Linked DNA regions of Homo sapiens: region 2 is linked to region 1. A link is a loop called in an ENCODE intact Hi-C map of the cell type or tissue named here. Cell type or tissue: IMR-90. All regions are shown on one strand. Each heading gives the region's core, and the rest is flanking DNA. Links, peaks and the distances in the headings are about the cores only. Region 1 has its middle 110 kb from the start of LINC03111. Region 2 has its middle 60 kb from the start of LINC03111.

What was found. Peaks named below come from ENCODE experiments on the same cell type or tissue, not always from the same donor. Only the 100,000 strongest peaks of a DNase experiment are listed, where the experiment ranks them.
Region 2: it touches region 1 in a loop (2.3-fold over the local background); 2 of 110 quality-filtered maps call a loop at or near these places.

What each region holds. Positions count from the first base shown.
Region 1 is chr18:60,018,076-60,021,000 of GRCh38, reverse strand. It overlaps the pseudogene RNU6-567P. Among named protein-coding and RNA genes, the nearest start is that of LINC03111, 110 kb to the left of the region's middle. In IMR-90, for the core only: no CTCF peak of the experiment used is centred there; a DNase peak (open chromatin) is centred at 1,420.
Region 2 is chr18:60,063,161-60,066,085 of GRCh38, reverse strand. No RefSeq gene overlaps it. Among named protein-coding and RNA genes, the nearest start is that of LINC03111, 60 kb to the left of the region's middle. In IMR-90, for the core only: no CTCF peak of the experiment used is centred there; no DNase peak of the experiment used is centred there.

The sequences.
Region 1 (2,925 bases), core at 258-2,757:
GCAGTAACATCTCCAGCCTGACCCTCTCCACTCTCGTTCTTCAAAAAGCAGACTGGACCAACTTAGTGAAGAAATAGGCAGAACCACTATTCTCCCACAGTCATTCCTTCTCATTACTTTAATTTAAAGCAGTGGTTCTCAAAGTGTTTTCCCCCAGAACAGCACATCAGCATCACATGGGAACTTATTAGAAATGCAAATTCCCCAGCTGCCCCACACCCACTGAATCAGAAACTCTGGGGCTGGAGCCCAGCAATCTGTTTAACAGGCCCAGTGGGAACTTTTAGGGCAAGCTAACATTTCAGAGTTGTTGATTTTATAGCAGCCATTTCAAACTTGGCTGCAAATTGGAGTCACTTAAGGAGCTTAAAAACTACAGCTGTCTGGGTCCTGCCCTCAGACACCATGTTGTACTGTAATTTGTCTGGGAAGTAGCCTGGTTTCAGGACTCAAAGCTCGCTAGGTAATTCCAATACACAGCAACATTCAAGGACAGAAACACTGCCTCAGACCTTATTTCACTCCACCCATGAAAATAATACTGTCTGGGAAAAGATGCCAGCTCAGTGGGCTGGAACCTAAGAGATACTTAGTAAAGGACACAAACCTCAGGTACCCTTCCTGAAGAGACCTTGGTTACATGTGAACTCAGATGCAGGTACCCGATTACCCAGAACTGTACTGAATCCCACAGTCTTCTCCTGAGTACCCAGATGTTCCATGCTGCACGCAGAGCTCAATCCTAAGGACATCACCTGTGCTAACAGCAGCAGTTAGGAGAGGATTTTCAGGAAATGATCAAATAAAACTTGATTTTTTTTTTTTTTTTTTTTTTTTTGAGAAGGAGTCTCGCTCTGTCGCCCAGCGATCTTGGCTCACTGCAAGCTCCGCCTCCCGGGTTCACGCCGTTCTCCTGCCTCAGCCTCCCGAGTAGCTGGGACTACAGGCACCCCGTCACCACGCCCGGCTAATTTGCTGGGATTACAGGCGTGAGCCACTGCGCCCGGCCAACTTGATTCTTATATTTCATGCTAATAGGGAGAGGACTGGTGGAAAATAATTAAACATGATTCTTATAGTTGATGCTACATTTGAGTTTTAGATTTGGGGGTAAAACTTTTTCTAACCAACGATACTGGCACCTTAGGATCTATTAATAACAAGTAAAAGTATAATTTAAGATACAAAACCTATGCTTCCTTCCATTCTGTAAAGCAGCCTTGGTTGGAACTTCCCTGCACTCCCATTTTCACTTTATTTTAGCACAAACAAGGCTGTCTTCCAGGTAATTGCTTCCAGTCTGTTGCTGCTGGTAGGTTACCGGCAAAGAATGCATTTTATGCATCTCTGCATCCGCAGGGCCCAGTGCTCAGAAGGCATTTCTTAATGCTTGTTGAATGAATCAGCGAATGAACTATGAAAGCTTCACACAATCTTCAAGACAGAATTTATATATTCCGTCAGCAACCACAAAATAAACAGATTTGTGTCTTTAGCATGACAAAAGCTGTAAAAAAAATAGTTTTTTACACAGAGGACTGAGACCCTTTTTCTTAATTTTCCCTTGTTCCCAACAAAATCTTTAGAAAACTAGAAGATTGAAATTTTTTAAAAAAAGAAGTTCTGACATTCTAGGAAAAGAGGAGTGGAAGGCATTCAAAACCCCTCAAAAAAAAAAATCCAGTAACAGGATAAACTATTTATCAGGAAAGAACGTCTCTGCAATGCATGTTTGTGCATGCAAATTTCTCATGTGTGTGAGAAATAGGGCAATGGTAAAATGTGTAAAAATAGAAATCTGTTTTGCAAATAATTAAAATCATTTAGCTACTTTCATAATAGTTTACTTAGGATTTATATTCTAAACACAATCTCTAAAAAGGGGGTCTACAAACTCTTTTTGTGAAGGGTCAAAAAGTAAATATTTAAAGCTTCATGAGTCATGTGGTCTCTGTTGCAACTACTCAGCTCTGCCTTCTGTAGCACAAAAAGCAGCCGTAGATTATATGCAAATGAATGGAAGTGACTGTGTTCCCATAAAATTTAATTTCTGCTCTCTAAATGTGGCTCAGATGTATTCCTTCCTTTTCTTCTCTGCTGTTGACACCTGTGGTCTTCACCGTCATTAGAGCTGTGAAATCCTGGCTTAGCCATCTCAGTCATTCATTTATTCAACAAATTCTTGTCCACCATCTGGGATGTGCCTAGGCATTGGGGTATGTCCTTGGGAATCTAGGAGAGAAGAAAGCTCTTCTGATGGTTTTGCAGTTTTTTTTTAGTAGAATGCTGCACAAGTGTGTGTCATCCTTGCACAGGGGCCATGCTAATCTCTGTATCATTCCAATTTGGGTATATATGTATTGCCAAAGCAAGCACCCTGCTGGAGTTTATAGTATGGGGGGGAGACAGACTACATATAAAATAACCATGTGTTAGAGCAGTGGTTCTAATGGAGTGAGGGATAGAGGTTCCCTCCTGGGGCCATTTGGCGATGTTTGGAGACAGTTTCAGTTGCCATATCTGGGGATGAGGTGCTTCTGGCATCCAGTGGGCAGAGTCCAGGGATGCTGCAAAACATCCCACAAGGCACAGGACAGACCACCAGAACACAGTTATATCCAGCCCAAAATGTCAGTGGTGCAGAGGGTTAGAAACTCTGAATTAGAACTAGTTTACAGTCCCACCAACAGTGTAAACTAGTTCAACCACTGTGGAAGTCAGTGTGGCGATTCCTCAGGGATCTAGAACCAGAAATACCATTTGACCCAGCCATCCCATTACTGGGTATATACCCAAAGGACTATAAATCATGCTGCTATAAAGACACATGCACACGTATGTTTATTGCAGCATTATTCACAATAGCAAAGACTTGGAACCAACCCAAATGTCCAACAATGGTAGACTGGATTAAGAAAATGTGGC
Region 2 (2,925 bases), core at 136-2,635, 45 kb before region 1:
GAAATGGGGTTGTGCCATGTTGCTCAGGCTGATTTCAAACTCCTGGGCTCGAATCTCAGCTTCCCGAAGTGTTGGAATTACAGGTCTGAGCCACTGCACCAGGTCTGACAATGTTTCTATTTTTAAGATGTTGTCAAAAGAGGTGAACCTCACTTTGACTGTGAGGTTTTTGAAAGACTTGGAAAAGAAATTGATTTATATAAGCTTGTCCAACCCATGGCCTGCAGGCTACATGCAGCCCAGAACAGCTTTGAATGTGGCCCAACATGAATTCCTAAACTTTCTTAAAACATTATGAGATTTTTTTGCAATCTTTTCTTCTCATCAGCTATCATTAATGTTATATGTATTTTACTTACATGTGGCCCAATACAATTCTTCTTCCAATGTGGCCAGGGAAGCAAAAAGATTGGACACCCCTGGATTAATAGGTACCTTAGTTTCAGAGTAATTCTTTTCTAATACAGTTCATCTATTATTTAAAAGGAAATAGAGTGAATGTCTTTGAAAGTATAATCAGAGAAGAGCCAGCTGTAATCGTCAAAATTTTGTAATCCAAGAAAGAGTCCACCAGTATTATTAAAGCCACCCTGCAACTCATTGGCCAGTGATCTGAGAAACAACTCTATGCTAGTTTTACTTTTCTCTTTGAAATACTTTCTACAGATTTCAAAGTCAGTAAAATTACATATTCTTTTAAAATTTTTTATTTAACCCTAATGCAACTAGGTTGTTCAACAATATTTCTTCTACTGTCTGATCCACAAAAATAATAAACACAACACATATTCAAATTTGATGAGTAAGGCGTGCCTGGTTTCATGGTGTGCCAGACTAAAAGGAAAATGTAAAGAAAACAGATCTAGAAGACCAAGAACAGAGAACTTGAACTAGTTTTCAGGTTTTTTTGGTTTTTTGGCGGGGGGGGGGGTTTGGTTTTTTGTTTGTTTCTTTAAGATGGAGTCTCACTCCGTCGCCCAGGCAGGAGTGCAGTACTGCAATCTTGGCTTACTGCAATCTCTGCCTCCCAGGTTCAAGAGATTCTCCTGCCTCAGCCTCCTGAGTAGCTGGGATTACAGGTAACTGCCACCACACCCAGCTGTTGAACTAGTTTTAGTGATAATTTCTCCATTCAAATCATTATAGTACAAACTAGAATATTCATAGTGGAATAGTGAATTTAAATTCATAGTGGAATAGTGAATAAGATTCCACTAGAGTATTCATAGTGGAATAGTGAATTTAGATTTAACTTAGCAGTGTGCATGGGGGGTTGAATCAACTATCTGAGATATGGCAACAAGAGTTTCCATGTAGTGATAAGACATAGGAAAGGGATTGTAAACAATGTGATTCCAAGAGGATCTATTTTGAACCGGATTCTAGTACACAGCTGAAAATATAGAGATAATTCAGGCAAACATTGAGAAAAAGATTGTCAAAGTTAACTAGGGGAAAATATGGAAGGCTTTCAAGACAGAGATCCAGTCTTAAAGAGAGGACTAACTGGAGGACAAATGGAGGGCCTGAGCCAGCATCTCAGTCATGGATGAGCAACACGGAAAGCCTATGCTTCCTTGGTTCTGCAGATTTACCCCAGGCACACTGGCAATTGTGCCTACAGCAGATTGAGTCATTCAAGACCATTAACCATTAATGTGAAGATGGTTTTCACATCATTCAGGATTGACTTGGGAACTGTGGGTGGTAAACTGAGGGGTGATGAGTAAGCCTAAAGCAATGAGTAAATAAACTGATTCCAGAATTTAAAATGGGGCCAATTTCATTGTGAGGATTAAGAAGGCAAGTAATAATATATACCATCCAACACAACAGATGACACAGTAATTATTTTGATTGAACTTTGGAATATAGCTTATAGTTGGTTCATCATTCATCAATTTGTGGTTCTGCTATCTACTATTATCTACTATTCTATCTACTCCCAAAAGAAGAGAAAGGTCTTATGTATTTATGTGCATTTATTTAGAAAAATCTCTCATGGTTGTATACATATTTATAGTTACATGTAAAATAAAATGCATAGATCACTGTACCTGGAATGCTACCATTTATGTAAAGAAGGGATGAAAATAAGATAAATTTCTGTTTTCTTCTATATGCATTAAAAAATCTCTGGCATAAGGAGCCTGAGGCAGGAGGATAGCTTGAGCCCAGGAGTTCAAGGCTGCACAATCCAGCCTGGGTGACATAGCAAGACCTGTCTCAAAGAAGAAAAATCTCTGGCAAGATCAGCAAGGCATGCAGGAACAAAAACCCAATATATAGGGGCAGGAATGAGAGAGAGAGACTTCTCAATGTATATTCACTTTCTACTTTTGGAAATTTTATTTATGTAATTGTTTCCTCTTTAAAAAGTAAAGCATTTTAAAATATAAAGATACTTAATGTATGTATTTAAATGTTTATTTTAAAATATGCGAAATAAATAAACAGGAGCCATGTTATGAAGAAGAATAATGAAGATGAAAGCACTGAAAAAGAAAAAGGTGGGAGAGTCTTAAGATACTTATTGTTTGGTGGCAAAAAAAGTTTGATTTGAATTCCCTGGAAGTCAAGGAATCAAGGAAAACAAGATAAGTTATATAACAATCATTATTCATAAACAGAACCACATTGCCCAATTTCCCTACTGAATAGCCTGAGTATGGGTCCCACAGGGCAAAGCCTGGGGACAGGAGCATCTATTACCTAGAGCTCTGGGTGCATTAAAATTAGAGATGAGAAAAAATAAGAGTCAAATAGTGTAGTACTTTGCACTACATCAACTTGGCTGGGCTGAAACCAAACTTCCCAGAACTCTTTCCCTATAGGATCTGTATTAGTCAGTTCTCACACTGCTAATAAAGACATACCTGAGACTGGGTAATTTATAAAGGAAAGAGGTTTAATTGGCTTACAGTT